Regions from separate parts of the Homo sapiens genome. Here regions 1, 3 and 4 are each linked to region 2. A link is a contact called in ENCODE Hi-C or POLR2A ChIA-PET data. All regions are on one chromosome and are shown on one strand. Each heading gives the region's core, a stretch centred on a gene start or an enhancer-like site at or near the end of the contact. The rest is flanking DNA. Distances are from core to core; before and after follow the strand shown. Region 1 has its middle 120 kb from the start of GOSR1. Region 2 holds the start of CRLF3 (cytokine receptor like factor 3). Region 3 has its middle 25 kb from the start of MIR4733. Region 4 holds the start of RNF135 (ring finger protein 135).

The links. A loop is a pair of places that touch in the nucleus more often than their neighbours do. ChIA-PET counts read pairs that join two places held with the same protein, here RNA polymerase II (POLR2A). Pooled maps may share reads with other maps.
Region 1: a loop to region 2 is called in a map of heart left ventricle, with 7 times the contacts of the local background. The contact joins the enhancer-like site here to the promoter of CRLF3 in region 2. A Hi-C loop is called at or near these places in 4 of 168 maps with a recorded cell type or tissue (OCI-LY7, chondrocyte, heart left ventricle and 1 more), 15 of 37 single-sample maps with no recorded cell type and 16 of 50 pooled maps. POLR2A ChIA-PET finds 5 or more read pairs at or near these places in 1 of 52 experiments (Caco-2).
Region 3: a pooled map shows a loop between it and region 2 (2.5-fold over the local background). The contact joins the enhancer-like site here to the promoter of CRLF3 in region 2. A Hi-C loop is called at or near these places in 3 of 50 pooled maps. POLR2A ChIA-PET finds 5 or more read pairs at or near these places in 3 of 52 experiments (T-cell, activated CD4-positive, alpha-beta T cell and activated T-cell).
Region 4: a loop to region 2 is called in a map of CD14-positive monocyte, with 4 times the contacts of the local background. The contact joins the promoter of RNF135 here to the promoter of CRLF3 in region 2. A Hi-C loop is called at or near these places in 4 of 168 maps with a recorded cell type or tissue (B cell, CD14-positive monocyte, GM12878 and 1 more), 21 of 37 single-sample maps with no recorded cell type and 17 of 50 pooled maps. POLR2A ChIA-PET finds 5 or more read pairs at or near these places in 8 of 52 experiments (A549, B cell, MCF 10A and 5 more).

What each region holds. Positions count from the first base shown.
Region 1 is chr17:30,598,424-30,605,427 of GRCh38, forward strand. It overlaps the pseudogene SMURF2P1-LRRC37BP1 and the pseudogene SMURF2P1. Among named protein-coding and RNA genes, the nearest start is that of GOSR1, 120 kb to the left of the region's middle. RefSeq lists a silencer at 1,859-2,338. Within about 2 kb of position 1,973, at least 40 of the 41 ENCODE cell types and tissues checked have a DNase peak (open chromatin) inside an H3K27ac peak, as active enhancers do; they include OCI-LY7 and heart left ventricle, where a contact is called at or near this core.
Region 2 is chr17:30,823,391-30,830,352 of GRCh38, forward strand. CRLF3 (cytokine receptor like factor 3) reads right to left here and starts at 1,302. Exons shown (of 8, transcript NM_015986.4): 1 at 1,133-1,302. The coding sequence starts at 1,261. RefSeq lists a silencer at 1,214-1,593 and an enhancer at 1,301-1,595.
Region 3 is chr17:31,065,841-31,072,529 of GRCh38, forward strand. No RefSeq gene overlaps it. Among named protein-coding and RNA genes, the nearest start is that of MIR4733, 25 kb to the right of the region's middle. Within about 2 kb of position 2,656, at least 13 of the 41 ENCODE cell types and tissues checked have a DNase peak (open chromatin) inside an H3K27ac peak, as active enhancers do.
Region 4 is chr17:30,965,558-30,972,633 of GRCh38, forward strand. RNF135 (ring finger protein 135) reads left to right here and starts at 5,482. Exons shown (of 5, transcript NM_032322.4): 1 at 5,482-5,888. The coding sequence starts at 5,517. RefSeq lists enhancers at 4,618-4,707, 4,768-4,827, 4,896-5,457, 5,108-5,357, 5,458-6,019 and 1 more and a silencer at 5,438-5,977.

The DNA.
Region 1 (7,004 bases), core at 723-3,222, 220 kb before region 2:
CATCAGTTTGCTAAGTTTTTTGCCACTGTTCAGCCTCTTAAATTGTGGTAGCAGCTATTGTTCACATTGATTTGTATATATCTGTAGTACAAGGAAGCATTTCTAAAGGACCTTGCTCATTGTTCTGCACAAAATAGCCACTTAATATTTGTTGAATGAATTGCTGGCACTATCTCTGGTATTTTTATTTTTATTTATTTATGTATTTATTTTTGATACGGAGCCTCATTCTGTTGCCCAGGCTGAAGTGCAGTGGCGTGATCTTGGCTCACTGCCACCTCTCGGGATCAAGCGATTCTCGTGCCTTGGCCTCCCTAGTAGCTGGGACTACAGGCATGCGCCATCACGCCTGGCTAATTAATATATATATATATATATTTTTTTTTTTTTTTTTTAGCAGAGACGGGATTTCACCAAGTTGGCCAGGCTGGTCTTGAACTCCTGACCTCAAATGATCCGCCCGCCTTGGCCTCCCAAAGTGTTGGGATTACAGGGGTGAGCCACCCTGCCCGGCCTATCTGTGGTATTTCTAGTGTGATGTCTAGAACTTCATATACTTTTTTGGATTACTTTAATTGTAAGGCTGTATCCAAACTGATGAAATGCTCTCAGAGGTAACTATCTGGAGAGGTGACTACACTGATGCATTAAAAGAAATGACTGGCATGGAATAAGGATTAAAATATATTAATCCAAAACATTTAAAATTGCATTAATAACAGCCTAAAGCAAAACTAATGAATCACATAAAAAATCTCCCACGCTGTTGTTCTTAGTAGTTTACATTGTGCTACATACTTTCGCATGCATATGCATACAACTTCTATTCTGTTTTTAAACTTTGCATTACATATACATTCTTCCATATTATATGATCTTCATAAAACTTGTCAGTTAAATGGCTGCATTAAAAAGCATGCGGTTCATGGACCATTATGCTGTTCCCTCATTCCTTTTGTTATTAATGGAATATAGCAAAGAACATCTTCCGTACTATTATTTATTTGTCAAGAATAGGGCCAGGCATGGTGGCTCAGGGAGCCGAGCCTGAGAGCACTTTGGGAGGCCGAGGCAGGCGGATCTCTTGAGGTCAGGAGTTCGTGACCAGCCTGGCAACGTGGGGAAACCTAAATGTCTCTACTAAACATGTCTCTACTAAAAATACAAAAATTAATGGGGCGTGGTGGTGCACACCTGTGGTCCCAGCTACTCCAGAGGCTCATGTGAGAGTATCACCAGAGCCCAGGAAGTTGAGGCTGCAGTGAGGCGTGGTCACACTACTGCACTCAAGCCTGGGCGACAGAGGGTGACCCTGTCAAAAAAAAAAAAAAAAATCCTAGCAGTAAAGTTACAAGGTCAAAGGATAAGGTACACATTTAAAAAGAAATTTTCTTTCTCCTCCTGAGATAACTAAATACAGCAGTGTATGAACAACCCTTCATACATTACTCTCCAAGGTTTATCTTGTTAATCCTTTCAGATGTTATCATCTCCCTATCCTTGGCTGCACCTGAAAAGAGCAGGAGCCGGCAGGTAACCCGATCGCCTCCCCCAGGTGAGTCTCCGATGGAGGTGTCAACTACAAGACCAGGAGCAGAGCAGTCCTGGGGCTTTGCTGGAACCATTGGCGTGGGAATGCTGTCTCTTCCCTCGCCCGAGAGACGCCAGATTCCCAGCGGGCAGCGGACTCGGTTCTAACCTTCCTCGCCCCAGCCTCTAGGAGCGCTCTGCACGCAGTGGGCGTCTAATAAATGCAGTCGGCCCTGCTTGGACAAAAGCTCTCCTTAAGTGGACCGGACACTATGCCCCTCCAGGTGCCAGAGTTGTCGCCCCCGCTGCCACTTTGCTCCCTGCGCGCGTTCCGCGTGAGACCCTCGGCGGCACCTCACCCACTCCCTGACGGCCGGTGCCAGCCCGGGGCACCCTGGGTACTCTGCGCGCGCCCGCTGGCCCCGCCCGGCCCCAACGGCCCCAACTCCCGTCTCCTCCCAGTCCCCCGGAGCCGACCAGTGGTGGCGGCAGCCCCAGGTCCCGGGTCCCTCAGACAAAAAGGCGGGTGGAGGAGGAGTAGCCGAGCCCAGAGTCCTGCTCCGGCGCCGCCGAGCACCGCCCGCCTCAGCCGACCAGCCCCGTCGGCTACTGGGCCTAGCCTAGAGGAGAGGAGGGAAAGGCCGCGGAGGCCGCGAGGAGACGGCTGGGGCGCCAGCGGCCGGCTGCCGCCTAGTTGTGCTGCCCGGACCAAGGAAGGAGAAGTGGGAGGAGCGGGGAGCTCAGCGGCTCAGGACGACGACGCTCGCCACATCCGGGACCCTCCGGCCGTGGCGGTCGCAGCGCCGGCAGCTCGGGCCTCAGCCCCTGCCTCTGTGGTGACTCCGCCGCGCTTCGACGTCGCCCCTGTCCCCGTCCCGCCCGCCGCCCCCGCCAACCCCGCCGCCGGGGACATGTCCAACCCCTGAAGCCGGAGGAACGGGCCAGTCAGACTGCGCCCGACAGGTGATGGGGAGCGGCGGCCGGGCTGGGCAGCCGCCGGGTGGGCGAGCTGGCGCGGGGTACCTGTTGACTTGGGAAGGGCCAGGATCGCGATCAATGGTGAGTTGGGGGTCGGAGGAGTAGGAAGGCCTAGTTCAGGGAGAGTAATTGGAAAGCCACTCGCTCTGGTTTGGACATTCTTTAAAAAGCCGAGGATGACTCGGGGAGGCGGGGTAGTCTTTTGTGGAGGGGAGGATACACCCGTTCGCATCGCAGCGGATTTCGGGCTGAAAAGTCTTGGTCAAGGAGCCCGACGCTGCCTCCCGGGGCTCGGGGAGCAGCAGCCCCTGGGCTACGGCCCAGGTGGGCTCGTGAAGGGGATTATTGAATCCGGTTGCAGACTGCGCGCAGTAAACACTCCTTAAAGATGGAGCGCTTAACGGGAGGGTGTACGTGTGTGTTCCCGGGTTGTTACCTTGCACACCCACTTATGCCCGCTTGCAAAACCTTTACTCCCCGCCTCTGGCCACCGTTGCCGGGGCCGCACACCTTAAACTCAGGTCTCTCTGAGGAGAGGAGACTGAGGTTGACTTTTCCCATGTGCCTGTCTGATCCGACGGCTCGGGCTCATTGTACACTGTGTTTTGGAAGTGTCTGATTGTAGGGTGGCATGTTTGGGGTTGTACCTTGTAGGCCGCAGAACTTGTGTCACTTCTAACTCCAGACCTGCTTTAAAAACACACTTTTGGAGGCGGGTAGGGGGTACTTTTCTAACTATGTGCTCATACAAACTTTAGAGCAAACTTTCTCTTACTCTCCCCACCCTCCCCCTTCCTTTTTCTAAATGGAAAATAATGTCCGGAGGGGTTGCTAGATAGAAGACTACACTTACAAAGTGTTTATGATTCCAGGCGCATGAAATCTTTAACATTACAGGTACATTTTTGCTTACAGTGCCATTTTTGGTATTCTTACATGGACATGTCACCCCCATTTTAGGAAAACTTGTATTTGGTTTGAAAAGGAATTGAAATCACGACGTTATCCTACCTTCACCATTTACCCCTGATAAATTGTCCACGTTTATATTCCGATGAGTGGTGAGAAAGATAATTTTCCGTAGAGGATTTGTGTGTGCGTGCACGTGTACGAATAAACTGTAATTATGTTTGTCCACACTAGACTTTGAGATTTATTTGAGCTAATTTTGTGGTTGAATGCCTGTGTGTCACATCCCAGTACAGCTAGATGAAAACTTGCAGTGAATTTGGTATTTGAGAATTTATCTCGAATGTCTGTTGGCTGCAATTTAAATAATATACGACCTTCATGACAGTTTTGCTTTCCCTAGGGAAAAATGCAGGGAATCATTAACTGAGTGGTTCTTAATGGAAAACCTGGATTGGAGGATACTTGTATTTCCCCCTACTCCCCCCCATTCAATGTCCTTATATTGGGAGAAGTCAATGGAAACCTTTTTAGGGGATCTTTGTTGCTTTAGAGTTTATCTGTTGCTATCTGGAATCAGTGATCATCGAAAGAACATGCGATCCCAGGTGTGCAGAAAGCATCAGAAATAAGCTGTTTCCATTTACTTCCCTCAAGGCTACATAGAGAAAATGAGGGAAAAAATAGGGATTTTGATTTTCTGCAGATAAAATGAGTTGAGGTTTTTAGTATGACTCAGTAGATCTTAAAGTGTTTATCTGTGGTTTCTGTACTGCCTATGATACATTATAAAAATTTATAAGTAAAGTTTGTTAAGAGGAAAGATTATGCTTATATTTTAGGGGAAGAGGGAATATTGAACTACATTTATAGAGTGATTTTGTTTCAGGTTTTTCTGAGGATTTTTTAAATACCCTGTGTCCACTTAATAGGAAAAACAGTTTGAGGTACTCTGAGTTTCTTACAACTATTTGTCTCTGAATAGTTTTCTCTTAAAATTTGACAAATGTTAAAAACATTGTCCTTCCTCCTTTGGTTATAGTGGAGTCTTCTGTTTTGCCAGGAAAGCGAACATTTTTTTTTTCATTTTTGTTCATCATTTACAAATTAGATGGGATATATTTTAGCAAATAGATCTCAAGAGCTGGATTTAATTAGCAGCTTTTTAGGACATAAACATTAAAGGGTTAGATGGAAAAGATTGTTTTGACTGACAGGATAAATGACAGGGCTGTGTTTGATGTGCGTCCAGGAATTGGTCTGGAGCTGGTGCCCAACTTCTCAGTCCATCTTGAGAAGCCAAATAAAATACTTAACCTAGGCCTCATTTTGTTTAAAAAAAAAAAAAAAAGTTGATTCTTTGTTAAGACCTTAAGAAATGTTTGGCATACCTTTAGACTAAGTGTTTAACAGTTCATTTAGACCTGGGTTCCCTAATAGAGGAAAAAAAATCACTTAAAAAAAGACAGATCCCACAGTGAATTTATATTTGGTTTACAATACACTTGGGCTGTAAGATGTTTTAAAATTATTGTTCTTTGCTTTAAGTTAATACCATATTAGTATTTTAAATTTATAGAGTACCTTTGATTTCAATATGCTGTATAAATTTTAGTTACTTGGTAATAACCTTATTGCGGAATTGCCTTTTTACTGAAAGGTATAAACATTTCTTGCATGGTGACACACACACACACACACACACACACACACACACACTCACACACTCACACACTCATACACTGTCTTTCTGAAATATTTGAACCGTGAGAGCTCTGCCCACAATTGATATTAGACCTTTCCACATATTATTCTTAAAACCACAGTCAGTGAATTGTTTGGTATTTGTCAATGCTAAGAAGGTGGGACTAATTTAATAATTTGATCCCAAATTTTAGATTCCTCAGGCAATTGGGGGTTAGAATCCAATTTCATCCATCAAGCTACTTCTGTTCTTTGTGACACATTAACATATGATCATTAAAATGGGCTGTATGGTAACACTATCAACTTCAACTAATATTTCTAGAACAAATTGATTATAAAATGTATAATTTCTATACCATTATACCTATATGACTGTCAGATACAGGCTTTTCTTACAATGGTTTGGATAGAAAAATATTCTTTACAGTAAAAACTTTAGGATAATTTTCAGACCATTATTGTTTTTGAAAACCAAAGGCTGCAAAAAGCAGTTTAATGTAATTTCTAATATTTTAAATTCTTAGGTATGGAGAAGTAGAATAAGATTACTCCTTCAGAACATTTATTTCAGATCTTTTTATAAATTTAATGTTTTTGTATGCTGCTTCTCATATTATTAATTTCAAAGCCCTTGGCAGTAAGGAGGTTAACCTTGTCTATAATGTAAGGAAATTTAACTTTAAAAATTTCCCTTTATATATGCTAGCGTCTTAATCTTGTTTCACTACATATTTTATTAATTCAAGGCCTTGAAAATTATGGCTTTATTCTATTACACAGGTTTTTAAGTATGCCTATACACCATAATGACGTTATTTATTTATTTATTTATTTGAGATGGAGTTTCGCTCTTGGCTGGAGTGCAGTGGCGCGATCTCAGCTCACTGCAACCTGGGCCTCCCGGGTTCAAGCGATTCTCCTGCCTCAGCCTCCCGAGTTGCTGGGACTACAGGCGCATGGCGCCACGCCTGGCTAATTTTTTGTATTTTTAGTAGAGATGGGGTTTCACCGTGTTAGCCAGGATGGTCTCTATCTCCTGACCTCGTGATCCGCCAGCCTCTGCCTCCCAAAATGCTGGGATTACAGGCGTGAGCCACCACGCCCAGCCAAGAAATTTTTTAAATGCAAAGTTCTCTAGCCACTTTGTATTTACCACTACATGTCTCACTAACTTCAGGAAACCTGATAGCTTTTGACCACATTAGAGTAACTTGGCTCTCAAGTTAACTTTTTGTAGAATAGTATAATCAGGTTAAGTTGAAACCTATCTTTCTTTAGTCTTCCAATATAATTATAGGACACTTTTTGGTTAAACCATTGTTCCATGTTTACATTATTATGATTATGTAAATATCCATAGTTGGGTCACATGGGTACAAGAATTATATTTTCTTTCTTGACAGCTTTTGTTTTTTCTGAAATTAGTAGCTACTTTTCCCTTTTGTTTAGTTTTCTATTCCTCTCCTAGCTAGAAATGAGAAATTACATGTCATAATCCTCAAACTCTCCTACAGAACTGAAGATCTTTTCTCCATATATTCAGTTCTGTCAGTATTCCTTTGGCTTTGTTTCTTCTTGGAGATACCCCTCCTGGGGGTCTGTGTTCTCTTTCTTCAGCCTGGCATAATGGTTCTCTAAGACCTGCTGGGCAGTTGTCCTGGGACTTGCCTGTATTGTTATGTTGGCAATTTCCTTTGTCTCTTCTAGATTTAGTGACTTCCTATTTTTTGTTTACTCTCCTGATTTGGTGAACTCTATCTTCTGTTGTCATTTTGAGAAATAATACAAAGATGGGAAGAAAGTTTAGATCTTATCAGAAAATATATTTTGATTTCTTATCTGTTGGTATGGTTCGAGTACAGGCTTCTAGATGAAATAGG
Region 2 (6,962 bases), core at 52-2,551:
ACTTATATATGTTTGTATATGTTTTATATATATATATAAAACCCAAAACATGTTGAGTCGTTAATGATGAGAATATCCAAAGACACTGTTAGCACAGCACTTTTCTACCATTTTCAGGTTATATGCAGCAAGGAAGTGCTAAGACGACCAACTAGATTAATATCAAGTATGACCCAGAGAAATTCAGATGGAATCCCACTCACTCAAAAAGCACTTATTAAGCAGTTGCGTTAATAGTACTCTGAAGATTATCCGTCCTATCGCCAATTGGCAGCGGGTTATATCTTTTTCTATATATATTCGAGGGTATAGAGAAACCATATGGCTTTCCTGTATCTTTGATAACTCTTGCCCTGTGAAACAGATAACTGCACCACTTGAAATTATATTTAGCTTTTCCTTTCAGCACTCCTCTCTTAAAATCTATTTTTCCATTTCTCTATACCTTTGTATTCCCTCTCTCAAGGAAAAGGAAATCATTTTCCTTCTGCTCTTCCAACATAGCTTCACCTTCACCTTAAATTTTAAACCTTCTAGAACAGGATTACTCTAAATGATTTTTTAAAAAGCATTCAAGATCGTATGACATATTATTCAGGCATTAACCGCATTTATTGTCAAATGCTACTGCTTCTCAATCCCTACCTCTCCCTCACTCTCGCCCCTTAGTCCTCCCCTTCCAATATCCATTTTGTCTCCACTTTCAGCTCTCCCAGGTCACTGTCCCACCTCTTCCTCAGGCTCTCTAAAATCAATGCCTCCCCGCCTACCCACCGCAGGTTTTTTACCAGTCTCCTCCTCCCCCGACTCATCACTACCCGCATGACCCCCTCGGATTCTGCTCTGGTCCCTCACTCTCCCAAACTTCGGAGGCCACCGCTACTCCCATCGCTGCCCCACAGTTTAGTGAACGCTCCTCACACCCTCCCTCCACCCCCAAAACTTCCCCTTACGACCTCCCCAACTCCCACCTTCCCCGTTCCCAGACTCCATTAGGTCTCCTTTCAAATGAATGCCTCTTCCCTACTCCAGAGTTTTCGGACAGTCCCACCCCTCAAAGCCCTCCCAGCCTTCGCCCGGCATCCGCGCCACCCCCGGGCCCACAGCGCCCCTGTGGGTGTGGCCCTCCGACCTGCCTCCGCGCCTCACGCAGCCCCTCAAGCCGGTGACCCAGCTCCCGCCGGTAGCTCTGCGCTGCCTCCACGTTCTCGCGGGCCTCCTGCAACAGCAGCTCAGGCTCCAGCTCCATCGCCCCCCTCATCTGGCCGCGCGGCCGGCGAAACCTAGCGCGGGTTCCCGACTGCACCGGGCGCCTCCAAGCGGCCCGGCGCGGCCTCGCGCAGGCGGAAGCACCGCCCAGCCCCGCCGCCCCATGCCCCACGACGACCTTGATTGACGGGCGCACGGCGGCGCCTCGCGCGGGTGGCGTCCGGGTCCCAGCGCCGCCCGCCCCGCGGCTCACCCCGCCTCTTCCGTGCTGCGGCACAGCGCCGCTGGTTGGGCCTCCTTGGGAAACGTGCTGAGGCCTGGCAAGGTTGATAACCCGCACCTTGCCAAGTGCTTCTCACAGCTCATCGCATTCTTGCCTGACCTTCAGCCCTACCTGTATCTCCATTGCTCAGATGAGGAAATTGAGGGATAAAGGGGGGAATCGGCCGGGCGCGGTGGCTCACGCCTGCAGTCCCAGCACTTTGGGAGGCCGAGGCGGGCGGATCCCTTGAGCTCTGGAGTTCGAGACCCAGCCTGGGCAACACGGCGAAACCCTCTCTCACCAAAAATACTACTACTATTACTATTACTACTACTACTACTGCTACTACTAGCAACACGTAGTGGAGCACGCCTGTGGTCCCAGTGGATCGCTTGAGCCCGGGGGCCGAGGCTGCAGTGAGCTGTAATGGAGCCACTGCACTCCAGCCTGGGCGACAGAGCGAGACCCTGTCTCTAAATAAAAAATACTTTTTTTTAAATTAAAAATTTTAAAAAATAGCGAATCGACTTTTCCAAGCCGCAGAATTTGAGCCCAGATCTGATGACAAAAGCCCTGGTCCTTAAGAGCAGAGCAGGCCTTAGGGGAATTTACTAAGACCCAGGTGTCAGCGGGGAGCAGTGGCTCACGCCTGTAATCCCAGCACTTTGGGAGGCCGAGACGGGTGGATCACTGAGGTCAGAAGTTCAAGAGCAGCCATGGCCAACCTGGTGAAACCTCATCTCTACTAAAAATACAAAAATTAGCCGGGTGTGGTGGTGGGCGCCTGTAATCCCAGCTACTCGAGGGCTGAGGCAGGATAATTGCTTGAACCGGGAGGCAGAGGTTGCAGTGAGCCAAGATTGTGCCACTGCACTCCAACCTGGGCAACAAAGCGAGACTCGGTCTCAAAAAACAACAACAAAACCCAGGTGTCACCACCCAGAAGCTCGTGGACGAATGGGGGATCCAAGAGAGAGGCCCAAGAGATGACCAGCAGGACAGCAATTCTGGCACAAGTCCAAGAAGGGTGTTGGCAAGTGTTATCTGTAAGGACCGTAGTGAATAAGCTGGGCTTGGGCTTGCCAGACCGGAAGGTATCTGTCACAATAGGTGTGACTGTATGTAATAAAACCTTATGGGCAGGGCATGGTGGCTCACACCAGTAATCTTGGGAAGCTAAGGCAGGAGGATTGCTTGAGCCCAGGAGTTTGAGACCAGCCTTTGCAACATGAGGAGACCTCCTCTCTACAAAAAGATTTAAAAAAAAAATTAGCCGCGGGTGGTGGCGCCCTCCTGTGGTCCCAGCAATTCAGGAGGCTGAGGTGGGAGGATTCCTTGAGCCTAGGAGTTAGAGACCAACCTGGGTAACATAGCAAGACCCTATGTCTATAAAAATAAAAATAAATAAATAAATAAGTAAAATTACAAGGAAAACTTCCATAAAACCAGGACATGAATCTTGGTCTCATTCAACTTTGTTTTCTTAGTCTGATGGAAGGCAAGAAGTGTGTATCTAACATATCTACACTATACCCAAAAACAAAACAAATAAGAAAATTGAAGGAAATATTCTAAAACTGCTTACCCCTAGACTTGACATTTTTAGATGCATTGTTTTTAAATTTAGAGCATGAATTCCTAAAGAGTAAATGTTCTCGAGGAAACTGGTTTAGAAGTAGATGTCAGCTAGCCATCAGACAGAGTTTTACAGAGATATCTCCATGGCATCACATTGGTCCAGAACTGACTTTTCAAGTGTACCCAGAGGATTCCAGGGAACAGACTCTTGCTAATAAGACTCACAAGAAACAAACTAAGCAGCTTGCCAATTTATTTATTTACAACAGGAATATAATTGTTGAAAAAAATCACAATAGCTGGAAAATCAAGTTATAACCAGAGAGTTGGATTCAGATCAGAATACGTTGGTCATCTGGTCAGCAAAGGCTTTTTCCCTCTCCTGTCTCCAACCTCTTCTCAGAAAGCTCCTAACTGGGCTGGGTGTGGTGGCTCATGCTTGTAATCCCAGCACTTTGGGAGGCCTAGGTGGGTGGATCACGAGGTCAGGAGTTCAAGAACAACCTGACTAACAGGGTGAAACCTCATCTCTACTAAAAACACAAAAAATTAGCCGGGCTTGGTGGTGGCGCGCACCTGTAATCCCAGCTACTCAGGAGGCTGAGGCAGGAGAATTGCTTGAACCCAGGAGGCAGAGGTTGCAGTGAGCTGAGATAGTGCCACTGCACTCCAGTCTGAGCGACACAGCAAGACTACGTCTCAAAAAAAAAAAAAAAAAAAAAAAAAAAAAGAACGCTCCTAACTGTACTGGACACATAGTTGACAATTTTTTGCTCTCTGACTCCACCTTTCATTCCAGCTTTTTTTTTTTGAGACAGGGGCTTGCCTGTCACCTGTCACACAGGCTGGAGTGCAGTGACACAATCAGGGCTCACTGCACCCTTGATCTCCTGGGCTCAAACGATTCTCCCACCTCAGTCTGCCTAGTAGGTAGGATTATAGACACCTGCCAGTAGACCCAGACACTTCTTTAATTTTTTTGTTTGTTTGAGACAGAGTCTCCCTCTGTCGCCCAGGCTGGAGTGTAGTGGCACCATCTCGGCTCACTGCAACCTCCACCTCCTGGATTCAAGCAATTCTCCTGCCACAGCCTCCAGAGTAGCTGGGATTACAGGCGCCCACTACCACACCCAGCTAATTTTTGTGTTTTCTTTTTTTGTTTTTGTTTTTTTGAGATGGAGTCCTGCACTGTCACCCAGCCTGGAGTACAGTGACATGATCTCGGCTCGTTGCAACCTCCGCCTCCCTGGTTCAAGCGATTCTCCTGCCCCATTCTCCTGAGTAGCTGGGATCACAGGCACTGGCCACCACGCTCAGCTAATTTTTTGTATTTTTAGTAGAGACGGGGTTTCACTATGTTGGTCAGGCTGGCCTTGAACTCCTGACCTTGTGATCCGCCGGCCTCAGCCTCCCAAAGTGCTGGAATTATGGGCGTGAGCCACCACACCTGGCTCTAATTTTTGTATTTTATTAGACATGGGATTTCACCAAGTTGGCCAGGCTGGTCTTGAACTCCTAACCTCAAGCAATCCATCCACTTTGGCCTCCAAGTGTTGGGATTACAGGTGTGAGCCACTGCACCTAGTCTTAATTTTTTTTTTTTTTTTTTTTTTGAGATGGAGTCTTGCTCTGCTAACCAGGCTGGAGTACAGTGGCACGATCTCGGCTCACTGCAACCTCCGCCTCCCGGGTTCAAGCAATTCTCCTGCCTCAGCCTCCCAAGTAGCAAGGACTACAGCTGTGAGCCACCACTCCCGTTAATTTTTGTAGTTTTAGTAGCGACTGGGTTTCCCCATGTTGGCCAGGCTGATCTTGAACTCCTGACTCCAGATGATCCACCTGCCTCAGTCTCCCAAAGTGCTGGGATTATAGTTGTGAGCCACTGCTCCCGGCCTCAGCCTTACATTTTTTTTTTTTTTGTAGAGGCAGGGTCTCTGTATGTTTCCCAGGCTGATCTAGAACTCCTGGGCTCAAGCAGTTCCCTGCCTTGGTCTTCCAAAGTGCTCTGATTACAGGCCTGAGCCACCATGCCCCACCCATATTTTTTCTTTATTTTCTTCCTTTCTTTAATTTTTTTGAGACAGAGTCTCACTCTTATGTCATCCAGGCTGGAGTGCAGTGGCGCGATATCAGCTAACTGCGACCTCTGTCTCCCGGGTTTAAGTGATTCTCAGCCTCCTGAGTAGCTAGGATTACAGGCGTGCGCCACCACACCCGGCTAATTTTGTATTTTTAGTAGAGATGAGTTTTTCACTATGTTGGTCAGGCTGGTCTTGAACTCATGACCTAAGGTGATCCACCTGCCTTGGCCTCCCAAAGTGCTGGGATTACAGGCGTGAGCCACCCCGCCCAGACAACAATAACGATTTTTAAAAGTAGGTGTTAGACACATGGGGAAGATAATCTGAAATGACATGGGCACTCTGTAAACTGTGAATTGCTTTACCATGTGAGAGTTCATTTAGATTAAAATTGATAAAAGCCATGAGCTCCTAAATAAGGGTTGGTAAAATACTATGTATCTAAAACTACTCAGTGGAAATGCTTAACAACTTAATGCAGTTTAAATGCTTTGTAACTCAGAAGAATAAAAAGCACTAGAGAACACCGTATATAACCCAACAATCCCATTTCTAGATGTGAATCCTAGAGAAACATTACACGTGTTGAAGAAAACATGGACAAGACTGTTCATTGCCTCAGCATTTGAATAACAGAAAATTGGAGACAATTTAAATATTCATCAGTAAGGAAATGGATACAGGTGGCTCACCTGTAGTCCCAGCACTTTGGAAGGCCAAGGAGGGAGGATTGCTTGAGCCCAGGAAGTTCCAGACCAGCCTGGGCAACATGGCAAAACCCTGTCTCTACAGAAAATACAAAAATTAGCCGGGCATTATGGCGAACGTGTTGTCCCAGCAAATTGGGAAGTTGAGGTGGGAGGATCTCTTGAGCCAGGGATGTGGAGGCTCCAGTGAGCAGTGATCACGCTACTGCACTCCAGCCTGGGTGACAGAGTGAGATCCTGTCTCAAAAAAATAATAATAATACAACCTGGGCAACATGGCCAAACCTCTTCTCTACAAATACAAAAAATTAGCCGGGCGTGGTAGCGCACTCCTGTAGTCCCAGCTACTTGGGAGGCTGAAGTGGGAGGATTGCTTGAGCCCAGAAGTTTGAGGCTGCAGTGAGCAGAGATCATGCCACTGCACTCAAGCTTGGTGACATAGTGAGACCCTGTCTCAAACACAAAAACAAAACAACAACAATAAAAATGATAATAATAAGGAAATGAATAAATAAAATGAGTTGCATAAATAGAATGTTCAGGAAAGAAAGGGAATGAATCAAATCTATATGTATCATGGATGGCTTTTGAAAAAAGTGTTGAATGAGGCCTGGTGTGGTGTCTCACGCCTGTAATCCCAGCACTCTGGGAGGCCCAGGCGGGCAGATCACGAGGTCAGGAGTTCAAGACCAGCCTGACCAACATGGTGACCCATCTCTACTAAAAATACAAAAAAAAAAAAAAAAAAAAAAAAAAAGCCAGGCATGGTGGCACGAGCCTGTAATCCCAGCTACTCAGGAGGTTGAGGTAGGAGAATCGCTTGAACCTGAGAGGTGGAGATTACAGTGAGCCAAGATCGCGCCATTGCATTCCAGCCTGGGCGACAGAGCCAGACTCCGTCTCAAAAAAAAAAAAATAAATAAATAAATAAAAAGTTGAGTGAAAAAAAGCAAATTGGCTGGGCACAGTGGCTCACTCCTGTAATCTCAGCACTTTGGGAGGCCAAGGCAGGTGGATCACCTGAGGCCAGGAGTTCCAGACTAGCCTGGCCAAGATGTTGAAACCCTGTCTCTTAAAAATACAATTAGCTGGGCATGGTGGTACGCACCTGTAGTTCCAGCTACT
Region 3 (6,689 bases), core at 1,406-3,905, 240 kb after region 2:
TGGAGAGGGGGCCAAGGGAGAGATTTCACATTTCTCAGGGTGCTTGTGTAGTCTGGATAGGCATATTCTAAGATGACCATTGTTTTAATATGTTTTTAGTCATATCACATTTATTTTGAAGTTTTGAATAAAATTGGGGTGAGGGATGGAAGGAAATATTTATATTTTCAAAGGAGATTCCAAGAAGGTTGAGAAACTACAGACCAGGAAAGGGAAGGGAATTATTTACCAGGGGCTGAACTTATATGTGTTGGGGGAAAAGAAAGGAATCATAAAGGTATGATTTCTTCTCTTTCTCCTTCCCCGAGCCTGAACACATTTCACATTTTCTAAACTTGATGGGAATTTCCTCTTCAATCTCTGGCCTTGGAGAGAGAAAATTGGGGAAAGAGAAGACCAGGAATGAAAAATTGGAGAGAAAGAATGAAGGAAACTCTTGAATAAAAGAAAGTTGCTTAGAACATAGGGGAGGAGAAGATATCATCAAAAGCCAAACTCCAGACTTAAGTTTAAGTGTTAGAAAATGTTCCTGAAAGGTGGCCGGGTGCGGTGGCTCATGCCTGTAATCCCAGCACTCTGGGAGGCCGAGGTGGGTGGATCATGAGGTCAGGAGATCGAGACCATCCTGGCCAACACAGTGAAACCCTGTCTCTACTAAAAAATACAAAAAATTAGCCGGGCGTAGTGGTGGGCACCTGTAGTCCCAGCTACTTGGGAGGCTGAGGCAGGAGAATGGCGTGAACCTGGGAGGTGGAGCTTGCAGTGAGCTGAGATCGCGCCACTGCACTCCAGCCTGGGCGACAAAGAGAGACTCCATCCCCCACCCCCAAAAAAAACAAAAAAGTGTTCCTGGAAGGTTGGAAAGCCCAAATAAGTACAAAAAAGATTCCAAAACTGAGTTTCAAAGAAGGGAGGGGTAGCCTGGTGGTTTGAGGTGGCTTCTGATTGTGACATGACTCTGGATAGGGCTTAGAGATTTGGAATGGTGAGAGTAAACAGTGATTAACAAAAAGTAGGTAAGGCTTAGTGAGGGTTCCCACTCACATAATTTGCCATGTGAATTTCATCTGCTATTGTCACAACATTCCCATGGAACATGCACCCCTGTCGGTCCCATCTGCCAAAAATCACACTGTTAGTAAGTGGCCAAGCTGGGATTTGAGCGGTCCTTCTGGTTCCAGAGTCCAAGCTAGAGTTAGATGTGCCTGAGCTGTATAATGGCTTAATTAATTGTTGGTGTTTATGAAGTGGAAATACACATAGTACAATCAGTTAATTAGTTTTCTTCACAGCCTGAACATTAAATATTTTCCCCTTTACCTTTGCTCTGGTCTCCCACTTGGAGAGAGAATCTTTGCATTCTTTTTCTTTGAGAAGGAGTCTCGCTCTGTCGCCTGGCTGGAGTGCAGTGGCACAATTTCGGCTCACTGCAACCTCCGCCTCCTGGGTTCAAGTGATTCTCCTGCCTCCAAGCGATTCTCCTGCCTCAGCCTCCTGAGTAACTGGGACTACAGGCACGCACCACCACACCCGGCTAATTTTTTTTTTTTTTTTTTTGTACTTTAGTAGAGACGGGGTTTCACCATGTTGGCCAGGATGGTTTCTATCTCCTGACCTCGTGATCCACCCTCCTCAGCCTCCCAAAGTGCTGGGATTACAGGTGTGAGCCACCACGCCCGGCCCAACCTTTGCATTCTTAAGGATAATCTGATTGTTTCCACTTGGACAGCTTGGCGAGGAGGAGTGCTAACTCCTAGAAAGCTCCTAATTACTGCCAAGGTGAGCGAAGTGAAAAGTTGGTTCCATTTTCTGCAGAAAGGGTCAGTTCATTTAATTCCAGCAAAAAACTGGCTTCCAGGAGAAAAAGGACTGTTTAAAGGTCTGTGTCAATTATATGGTGATTATGAAATTCATGCTATGACTAATCCAGTGGCTCAATCTATGATTATCTGACACGATCCAAGAATCCACAGTGTAACAGGCTCTATGACTCCATTAAAGAAAAGTCAGTTTAATTCTGTGCTATGCTCCAGATTACTTCTCTCCTTTCCTAGATCTCCTCTATCAAAGAGAGTAGACGTTTATAAAATGGTGTCTGAATTCAACTCAGTGTCCTGGAAGCCATATGAAATATTTTTTTCATGGATGACTCAGAGCTTGGGAATTCCAGTGTGTTGCTTTATATAATCTGAAGTACCATAAAGACCTTTGACCTAGAAGACTTCCTTTGTTGCATGTGTATCTTTTCCTGTAATTAGAGTCTATGATTAGACTACAGGCCATCATGACAAGCCTTTGCTTTCCAAAGCACTCTATTTTTGGACCTTCTAATTTGATTTCTTAGGAATACTATATTTTGTAAATATTAACCAAAATCCATTTTTAACAAGCACCTACAAGCATCCCAGTTTCAAAAATCAGGAAGCAAAAAATTTTGCCCAAACTCTGTGGTCACTGACAGTGTTTTGGAGAAGAGTCTAACAATCTCTGAATTGTTGCAACTTCCCAGCGCCTTTCAGAGACAAAGGCCCGTGGTTCCTGTACACATTTTGTGTCTTGTGGCCCAGCTTTCCTGGCTGAAGCTGAGTGGACCAAGGATTAGTGACTGATGAAAAAGCTGCCATCTGTAGGTTAGACAGCAGCCATGAGATGTCCTCGTAAAAGAGCCAGGCAGAAAAGGGGCGCCCTCTACAGGATGGGCTCTGGCTGACTCAGTTTGACTGCTAGAAATACTAGAATCATCAGTCAGACAGAGAGGAAGTAAAGACAGTCACAATAAAGGTAGAAGTCTAGAGTCTGCAGCAAAAGGCACCTGTGCTGAGAGGACAGCAAGATAACCAGATATTTGCCTTGTATCTCAAATGCCTGTTGGTTTTATTGATCTCCTCATCATTTCTCTATGTAACCTCTGAGTCCTCATTGATTGACAAAGCTAGAACTTGCTTTCCTGAAACCTGTAGTAGGCTGAGTAATCCCTAATCCCCAGAATCTGTGAATATCACCTTATATGACAAAGGGACTTTGAAAATGTGATTTATATGAAGGATCTTGAGATGGAGAGACAACCCTGGATTATCCAGGTGGGGCCAATGTAATCACAAGGGTCCTTATAAGAGGGGGCAGGAGGGTCAGAGTGATGAGTAGGAGATGTGCTCACGGAAACAGGAGCTTGGAGTGATGTGAGGCAGGGGCTGTGAGGCAAGGACTGCAGGCAGCCTGCAAAACTGAGAAAGGTAAGGAAATGTATTCCCTTCTGAAGCCTCCAGAATGAGCCATTTCTGCAAACACTTGGCTAAATCTCAGTGAAACTGATGTTGGACTTCTGACCTCCGGAACTATAAGATATACATTTGTGTTGTTTTAAGCCACTAAATTTGTGGCATTTTGTTATAGCAGCCATAGGAAACTAGTATACCAACTGACAGACTAAGCCAGAGGTCCAGCATTTTCTGTCCTTTTTTATGGAGGAAGACAGACAATAAGTACCTTAAGCACTTGACCGTTCTGCCTGTTAGCATTGTGAGAAGTTCTCTGATCTGCTTTGAACAGGTTATTACATTTTGCCAGAAAGATATAAGGGAGAAAATGGGAAACTAGGCATTGAATAAAAATGACAAGAGAGTGGCCAATGGGGCCACAGTCGCTCAAAAAACACACCGTAACGGCAGTCCATGGCTGGGTGCCATAGCTGACACCTGTAATCCCAACACTTCGGGAGGCCAAGACAGGTGGATTGCTTGAGGCCAGGAGTTCAAGACAAGCCTGGGCAACATGGTGAAACCCCATCTCTACTAAGAATACAAAACATTAGCCGGGTGTGGTGTTGCACGCCTGTGGTTCCAGCTACTGAGGAGGCTGAGGTGGGAGAATCGCTTGAACCTGGGAGGTGGAGGTTGCAGTGAGCTGAGATTGCAACATTGCACTCCAACCTGGGAGACAGGGTGAGACCCTGTCTCAAAAAAAAGAGCAGTCTTTCTAAGGAGAAAGAATTTGATGTTATATTTTTAAAACTACTAATGACAATGAAAACAGATAAGAACACTGGTAAAACTGAAACCACACTTCACCCAGGGCTGTACCCATCACACAGTAATTTTTCATTAATTCAAAATCTGTCTGGAGAGATATCCCAATGCTCTTGTTAATTACTTCTTTCAAGGCATTCTTCTCATTGTAATTGAGCACTCCCCTGGGTACCATCCTATAAGTAAGTACATTAGTGCCTATATACAACCTACCGAGCCAAGTACTTATACACACAAACTGGCTTTCTGGCTCACCTTTCAACTCTCCCATTATAATTTCTAGAGAACACTGCCAGGTAGGCTTGCCTGTCATCCTCAATAAAGACCCAAGTGAGGATTCTTTTCCGTAAAGCTTCAAGTTTAATTAGCTCATTCTGCTAGTTCCTTAGAAAAGGCTTTCTGCTGCCAAAGAAAATTAAGCTTTTTTTAAAAAACAAAAACAAAAACAAAACAGGTTTCAACTCATTCGGTATATTTTAGGATAAATATATTTTGAAGGCAAGGGCAAAGTTTTTTTGTTTTTGGTTCTGTTTTTGGTTTTGTTTTTGAGTCGGAGTCTCACTCTATCACCCAGGCTGGAGTGCAGTGGTGTGATCTTAGCTCACTGCAACCTCCGACTCCCGGGTTCAAGCTATTTTCCTGCCTCAGCCTCCAGAGTAGCTGGGACTACAGGCACGCACCACCACGCCCGGCTAATTTTTGTATTTTTAGTAGAGACAGGGTTTCACCATATTGGTCGGGCTAGTCTTGAACTCCTGACCTCGTGATCCGCCCACCTCAGCCACCCAAAGTGCTGAGATTACAAGCATGAGCCACTGCGCCTGGCCAAGGGAAAGGTTTTTATACATATTTTTATTTATCCCTTAGTAACCTGAATATGACTAATAAAGAAATCTTGACCAGTGCAGTGGCTCACACCTGTCATCTCAACACTTTGGGAGGCCGAGGTGGGCGGATCACGAGGTCAGGAGTCCACAACCAGCCTGGGCAACATGGTGAAACCCCGTCTGTACTAAAATACAAAAAATTAGCCGGGCATGGTGGTGTGCCCCTGTAGTCCCGGCTACTCGGGAGGCTGAGGAAGGAGAATTGCTTGAACCCAGGAAGCAGAGATTGCAGTGAGCTAAGATCACACCACTGCACTCCAGCCTGGGTGACAGAGCAAGATTCTGTCTCAAAAAAAAAAAAAAAAGAAATCTTTATACTATAGTAATAAGGATTATTCTGATAGTTACTGTATTGATTGTTTTGATAATTACTGTGTTCTTAGTTGCAGACAACAGAATTCACTCTAGCTAGTTTCAATAGAAAGGGGTTACAGCAGGGTATTAGGTAGCTTATGGGATTTCCAGCAGTGCCAGAGAAACAGGTGAGGATACCACACAGCCGGAAACAACCCCAGCAGAAATGCCCAGCCATAAACAGGGCTGTTCTCACAGAAGCCCCACTGCTGCTGCTCACCATTCAATACCTGTGATGCTGGGGGCTGGACAGTGAGGCTTCTCTCAAGGCTCTTTCACGGTCATGTCTGCAAAAAGATGGACCCAACTACATGTGCTGCCACTTCACTTAAATGACCTTCATCTTCCTGGAGCACATAGGCATCTGCTGGGCAGAACCTGGGTCATAGGCAGAACCCTAGCTACAAAAGAGTCCAGACACTGTAGGTTTTAGAAATGGTCAAAGCAGATATTGTGTGGACCCATTCGTGGAATCTGCCACAGTGACCATATCGATTTCAGGCAATTTGTAAGTAATGGTAATCATGAGAGTTATATGAGAATAATGGCTAGCAATTTCCAGTGCTTTGTAGCACTTAATATCTTATAAGCATGATTTCATTTAATCCTCAAAGCAGCCCTATGAGGTAGGTACTATTCGTATCCTTGGATTGTAAGTGAAGACATCAAAGGACTAGAGAGGTTAATTCACTCACCCCACATCTCATGGTGGTAAAAAGCCAGGATTCAAACTCAGCTCTGTCTGAATGAAAGTCTGTGCTTTCAGCTAGTATACTGCTAATGCTTTACTAATTATTATTTTTAGTTTATCTTCTAGGAGCAGCTTGACTATCTAATCTGGGTTTACCACTTCTGGAAGACTTTTTACCCACAGTGGGACTCTGATATTTGTGTAACTGGAAATGGAAATGAGATCTTCTGAATGTGGAATGCAAAGGAGAGGGTACGTCTCACCAATCCTGGGTTATATTACCTTTGTGTCAGATGTAAGGTGACAAGCCAAGCATAGGACATGCACCAAGTGGAAAAGTCCACTGAAAATTTTATCTTTGAAGAGAACAGAAAAAGCATTAAATCTCTATATCTGGTACAGTCTATATGGGTTGTTTTATCTGAAAGGGGAAGGAGGAATGCTTTAAAAAAAAAGGTAACCTTAACTCTAGGCAAAACTTAAATTATTTTCTTCTCTTTCTTCATTTCTAAAGCTACAGCCAGTCAGACAAGATGGGACATGTAGTGTTGCACAATGATCCTGCTGCATTTTCAGCCTCCAGGCTGAGAAGCAAGTGCAATTAACATTCCAAGGTGGGAGTTATTTCCCCACCATTTGAGCCCTGCAGCATCTTATTGTGATTACAAAGGCTGGACTAACTGGCTTTGTCAATGTAATGTATACACATTAAACATATACAGACAGTTCTTG
Region 4 (7,076 bases), core at 4,232-6,731, 150 kb after region 2:
TAATTGATAGTCATTTGCTAAACCTTGGCAAAGTCTTTTTGGCATACTGTAATCACCCAACGGGTTCTTCCTGCCCACTGCACAGGCAAAACAGTAAAGAAAGAGTTTAATTAACATTAAGGTGAGGTTGGCCATGTGGGAGAAGTGGAATTATCAGTCAAATCAGTCTCCCCAAAGGCTGGAGGTTATGGTTTTTCAGTTTGGTGGGCAGGGGACTAGGGGATGGATGCTGCTGATTGGTTGGGGATGCAGTCATTACGGGTGTGGAAAATCGTCCTCATGAACTGAGTCCACCTCTGGTTGAGGCCACATGGCCAACTGAGTCACAAGTCACCAGTCCTGGTGGCGTAAGTCTGGAAAACATCTCCACCAATCTTAGATTCTACAATAGTGATGTTATCTATAGGAGCAATTGAAGAAGCCACAAATCTTGTGACTTCTGGCTACATAACTCCTGAAGGTAAGGGATTATAGAAATTGTGTCAACATCTCAGCAGAATTCAGGCCCCTCCCATAAACTTAATTTTGTGGCCTTTCAATGGTTTTACAAAGGTGGTTTCAGCCCCCTGAATAAGGAAAGGATTAGTTTTAGGGAGGGACTATTATCATCCTGGCTTCTAATTTAAACTATAAACTAAATTCCTTCCACGGTTAGCTTGGCCTACCCCAGGAATGAGCGAAGACAGCCAGCCTGTGAGGCTAGCAGCAAGATGGAGTCAGCCACGTTACAATAACACCCAGAAAATGAGAAAGTGAATACTTCTTTTTTTATTTGATCTTTTTTAATTTATTTTTATTTTATTTATTTATTTATTTAATTTTTAAGTTTTATTTTATTATTTTTTTATTTTATTTTATTTTTTTATTTATTTTTATGTATTTATTTATTTATTTTTAAAGTGAATACTTCTAACGACTTTTGTAACACAAGTGTTTCAAATTCTTTTTTTTGTTTTTGAGATGGAGTCTCGCTGTCGCCCAGGCTGGAGTGCAGTGGCGCGATCTTGGCTCACTGCAGGCTCTGCCTCCCAGGGTTCACACCATTCTCCTGCCTCAGCCTCCCGAGTAGCTGAGACTACAGGCGCCCGCCACCGTGCCTGGCTAATTTTTTTTTTTTTTTTGTATTTTTAGTAGAGACGCGGTTTCACCGTGTTTGCCAGGATGGTCTTGATCTCTTGACCTCGTGATCCACACGCCTCGGCCTCCCAAAGTGCTGGGATTACAGGTGTGAGCCACCGCGCCCGACCTCAAATTCTTGCTTTCAACAAAAATTAAAGAAAAATCAAATCAAGTTGTTAATTGAGAGATTATCACTATATGACTTTTTTGCATATATCTCAAAAAGTATTCAACAAAATGAGTGACAATTTTGTCATCTATTTATACATGTGAACAAGATTTCTCGGCACACATAAAAACATAAAAGAAATAGAATTTATTGCAAAAGTTTGTCTATCATTAAGTAATGTTCATTCATAGATAAATGCTTCTTTTTTTGACAGAGTCTTGCTCTGTTGCCCAGACTGGAGTGCAGTGGTGCCATTTCAGCTCACTACAACCTCCGTCTCCTAAGTTCAAGCAATTCTCCTGCCTCGGCCTCTGGAGTAGCTGGGACCTCAGGCCACCATGCCCAGCTAATTTTTGTATTTTTTGGTAGAGGCAGGGTTTCACCAGGTTGGCCAGGCTGGTTTCAAACTCCTGACCTCAAGTGTTCCGCTCACCTTGGCCTCTCAAAGTGCTGGGATTACAGATGTGAGCCACCGTGCCTGGGCATAAATGCATTTTTGAAAGAAATGAGCCCATCTGTCTTATTAATAGCTATCATTCCAATAAAATGTTTACTGTCTTTAAAAGTTATTTTATTTATATAAAAGTTATAAATTGCAGCATACTTTTCTTTTGTTTGACTGCTAATAGTAATTATATTGATAATTAAATCCAGGGGAAAAAATTTACCAAGAGCCTTTTTGTCACAGGAAGTTAAGAAGAATTAAAAATTTAATACACATACATACTTTTGTTGTAGAGAAGTATTACAAAGTGATAAAAGACTTTCATGCATGAAATATATTGCTTTGGAATGTAATTCTGTGGAGGAAATGGAATGGAAATACAAGTTCAGAAAGATAAAAGAATGACAAAATTTCTTTTTTTTTTTTTTTGAGACGGAGTCTTGCCCTGTTGCCGAGGCTGGAGTGCAATGGTGCCATCTTGGCTCATGGCAACCTTCACCTCCCGGGTTCAAATGATTCTCTTGCCTCAGCCTCCTGAGTAGCTGGGATTACAGGTGCCTGCAACTACGCCCAGCTAATTTTTTTTTGTATTTTTCGAACTCCTGACCTCATGATCCGCCTGCCTCGGCCTCCCAAAGTCCTGGGATTACAGGCATGAGCCACCGCACTCGGCCAAGAATGACAAAATGTCTGATGTAGGCTGAGCGCGGTGGCTCACCTCTGTAATCCTAGCACTTGGGAGGATGAGGTGGGCGGATCACCTGAGGTCAGGAGTTCGAGACAAGCCTGGCCAACATGGAGAAACCCTGTCAACATGGGGAAACCCCATCTCTACTAAAAATACAAAATTAGCCGGGCATGGTGGCGAGCGCCTGTAATCTCAGCTACTCCGGAGGCTGAGGCAGGAGAATGGTTTGAACCCGGGAGGTGGAGGTTGCAGTGAGACGAGATTGTGCCACTCCACTCCACTCCAGCCTGGGCAACAAAGTGAGACTCCATCTCAAAAAAAAAAAAAATCTGATATAAATGAAGAATTTGCTAATATATTTTTACTACCAGAGCTGACCACTCTCCCCCTTCCCCCTTTCTTTCTTTCTTTTTTTTTTTTCTTTTGAGACAGAGTCTTGCTCTGTCGCCCAGGCTGGAGTGCAGTGGTGCGAACTCAGCTCACTGCAAGCTCCGCCTCCTGGGTTCAGGTCATTCTCCTCCCTCAGCCTCCTGAGTAGCTGGGACTACAGGCTCCCGCCGTCACGCCCGGCTAATTTTTTTTGTATTTTTTAGTAGAGACGGGGTTTCACCGTGTTAGCCAGAATGGTCTCAATCTCCTGACCTCATGATCCGCCCGCCTCAGCCTCCCAAAGTGCTGGGATTACAGGCGTGAGCCACTGCGCCCGGCCCCCACTTCCCCCTTTCTTATAACCACTGCATGATTTTGCATAAAACTTTTAGGGCGTGTCCAAGAAAAAAGTTTGAAAACTACTGGTTAACTCACTCTTTCCAGAAACTTGGCTGTGAAATGGAGAAGAGGAGAGCTGGTTCCAGGGAGGCTCAGGTCAAAGGTGATTTTATTTTATTTTTTAATTTTTAATTTTTTTGAGACTAGGTCTAGCTCCTTCCCCAGGCTGGAGTGAAGTGGTGTGATCACAGCTAACCACAGTCTTGACCTCCTGAGATCTCATGGCTCATTACAGCCTCCACCTCCCTGGCTCAAGCAATCCTCCCACCTCAGTCTCCTGAGTAGCTGGGATCACAGGCCTGCGCTACCATGTCTAGGTAGTTTTTGTATTTTTTTTGTAGAGGCAAGGTTTCACCATGTTGCTCAGGCAGGTCTCGAACTCCTGAGTTCAGGCAATCCACCTGCCTCAGCCTCCCAAAGTGCTGAGATTACAGGCATAAGCCACCACGCCCCGCCAGTGATTTCATTTTTTAAGTTGGAAGATCTGAGCATGTTTAAGTGTTTAGTATCATGCCCGTTTTACAGAAAAAAAGAGGCTCTTAGAAACTACGATTTTACTCCGATGCGGAGATTCTAGAACAAGATCCAGGTAATACATCAGTCAGGATAGGCTAGGTTATGCTGTAGCAGCACACACCCACTAAATCTCAGTAAGCTGAATACATCCTAGTTTTCTTCTCCCTCTTACTACGTATCCTAGGGTGCGTTGGCAGGGAGTCTGCTCATCTTAGCCACTCAGTGACCCAGGTCACCGGATGATGGTTTCATCTCCATAATTGGGGCAGCTGGCAGAAAGGGATACAATGGCCGGCTCAGTCGCCTTTAAAGCTGGTGGGAAGTAACATATTACCTCTGTGTGTTTCAAGTGGGTCAGGGAAGTGCCAGTCCTACCATGTGCCCAGAAAGGGAAAGCACTGGAAACGTTGATGAGCAGCGCTGCCTACTCCATGACACTTCCAGTATTAGAAATAACCACAAACGCTTTTTTTTCTTTCTTTTCTTTCTTTTTTTTCTTTTTTTTTTTTTTTTTTTTTTTGAGACGGAGTCTCCCTATGTCGCCCAGGCTGGAGTGCAGTGGCGCAGTCTTGGCTCACTGAAACCTCCGCCTCCCGGGTTCAAGAGATTCTCCTGCCTCAGCCTCCCAAGTAGCTGGGATTACAGGCATGCGCCAGGGCGCCTGGCTTTTCTTTTCTTTTCTTTTTGTATTTTCAGTAGAGATGAGGGTTCACCATGTTGGCCAGGCTGGTCTTGAACTCCTGACTTCAAGTGATCCAAAGGTCGGCTACAAACTTGTATTATCTGATACCTACTTTGAGCCCAGGCCAGAAAGGATAAAGTAAAGCATGAGACGTTGTTAGTTCATTTCAACAGATTGGGGAGTTGTGGGTTTTAGTCTCTGACGCTTCATTGTTACCATGAGAGCCTGCAAGTTTTTCTTTTTTCTCTTTTTTTTTTTTTTAACCTCTTTGGGTCATCTGGGAGGACGTGGTGCTCTTTTAGCTCTAACATTTTCTGGTTGCAATGCGTTTAGGACTGGGATGCGAAGTGAGTGAGTGAGTGAGCCTTCTCAGGAAAACACTTTCTAGAATTTTGTCCGAGTGTCTGTTGGGAAACGCGCTTACATCCCGCAGAAGGCGGTAAGGACACAGCGCACAACTCTGCATTATACCTGCGAGTTAAAAAGCCAAGGGTTCGCTCACTCAACCTTGAATGCGCGTCAGAATCACCTGGGGGAGGTTTTACAAAATACCCGTGCTCCACCCAAGACAATGAAATCAGACTCCCTGCGAGCGGGGCCGAACATCAGCATTTTTGAGGACGCTCCCTGTGGCTGTGCATCGGTGATCTTTAATCCCCTGCTACTTGTTAGAGGAGCTGGATGACACTTCGTGGGCTCATTCTCATAAATAAGCTGCTGAATGGAGTCCTCTCCTCCCAAGAGTTGTCGGTGTTGCATCTTTTTTGTTGTTTATTTTTTTTTAAGCCAACGGACGAAGACATCCAACGGTGCTGCATCTTAATGGAGGGACATCCAGCTAAAGGGAATCTTGGAGACCTCCGCGGGTTTCTAGCAGCTCGCGGCATGTTGGTTTCCCAGGGCAAGAGGCCGCCACTGAAGGTCAGCTCTGTCTTTCCAGCTGGGCACTGGAGGCTCTAAGTCTGTTTTCAGCAGGATCGGAGGAAGGAGACGGGGTGGCGCCAAGGAAGGAGGAGAAAAGGCGGCCGAGAAAAGGAGGAGGGCAAGGGGAAGAGGAAGGGCGAGGGAGGAGCCTGAGGAGACTCGCCCGGCTCAACCCCGACGTCCGCGCCCCGGCCGCCTGTTGGCCATGGCGGGCCTGGGCCTGGGCTCCGCCGTTCCCGTGTGGCTGGCCGAGGACGACCTCGGCTGCATCATCTGCCAGGGGCTGCTGGACTGGCCCGCCACGCTGCCCTGCGGCCACAGCTTCTGCCGCCACTGCCTGGAGGCCCTGTGGGGCGCCCGCGACGCCCGCCGCTGGGCCTGCCCCACTTGCCGCCAGGGCGCCGCGCAGCAGCCGCACCTGCGGAAGAACACGCTACTGCAGGACCTGGCCGACAAGTACCGCCGCGCCGCACGCGAGATACAGGCGGGCTCCGACCCTGCCCACTGCCCCTGCCCGGGCTCCAGTTCCCTCTCCAGCGCGGCCGCGAGGCCCCGGCGCCGCCCGGAACTGCAGCGGGTAGGGAGGCCGGGCCCGCAGCTCCCCTGGCTCCCCCGGGCTGCCCGCCGCCTGACCCTTTCCCATGTGGCTCGAACCCCTTTCCTCAGCCGTTCTACTTTTACGTTCCTTTTCTCAGTCTAAAAGTCGAGTTCCGCTCTTCGGAGGCACTTTGGAAAGTTCATAAAAGTATGAAGAAGTAGAAAAAAACAAATTCCCCATCTTCCGAAAGCTTGTCAACTTAGCTGTTACACAGCTTGGCATATTTCAACTTCTTCCCAATCGATCTTCGGTCTCTTTCTCTGAAACTTGTAAAATTGTGGTAAGATCTATATAACATTAAAACTGGCCATTTTAACCTTTTTCTTTATTTCTTTGAGACGGAGTCTCGCTCTGTCGCCCAGGCTGGATGGAGTGCAATGGCGTGCGTGATCTCGGCTCACTGCAACCTCCGCCCCCCAGGGTCGAGTGATTCTCTTGCTTCAGGCTCGAGAGTAGCTGGGATTACAGGCGTGCGCCATCACGCCCGGCTAATTTTGGTATTTTTAGTAGAGACGGGGTTTCGACATGTTAGCCAGGCTAGTCTCAAACTCTTGACCACAGATGATCCGTCCGCCTCGGCCTCCCAAAGTGCTGGGATTACAGTCATGAGCCACAGCGCCTGGCCTCATTTTAACCTTTTATTTTTTTGAGACGGAGTTTTGCTTTGTGGCCCAGGCTGGAGTGCAGTGGCGCCATCTTGTCTCACTGCAAGCTCCGCCTCCCGGGTTCACGCCATTCTCCTGCCTCAGCCTCCCGAGTAACTGGGACTACAGGCGCCCGCCACCACGCCTGGCTAATTTTTTGTATGTTTTTTTCTTTTTTTAAAAAATAGGGACGGGGTTTCACCGTTGTTAGCCAGGATGGTCTCGATCTTCTGACCTCGTGATCTGCCCGCCTCGGCTTCCTAAAGTGCTGGGATTACAGGTGTGAGCCACCGCGCCCCGCCTATTTTAACCATTTTTAAGTGTACAATTCAGTGACAAATTAGTTACATTTCCTGTTGTGCAACTATCACTTCTGTTTCCAAAACTGTTTCATCATCATAAACAGAAACTTTGTACTCATTAAGCAGTAACTCCTCATTTCTCCTCCCTCTAGCCCCTGCTCACATCTAAGCTACTTTCTGTATCTGAGTTTGCCTGTTCTAGATATTTCATATAACTGGAA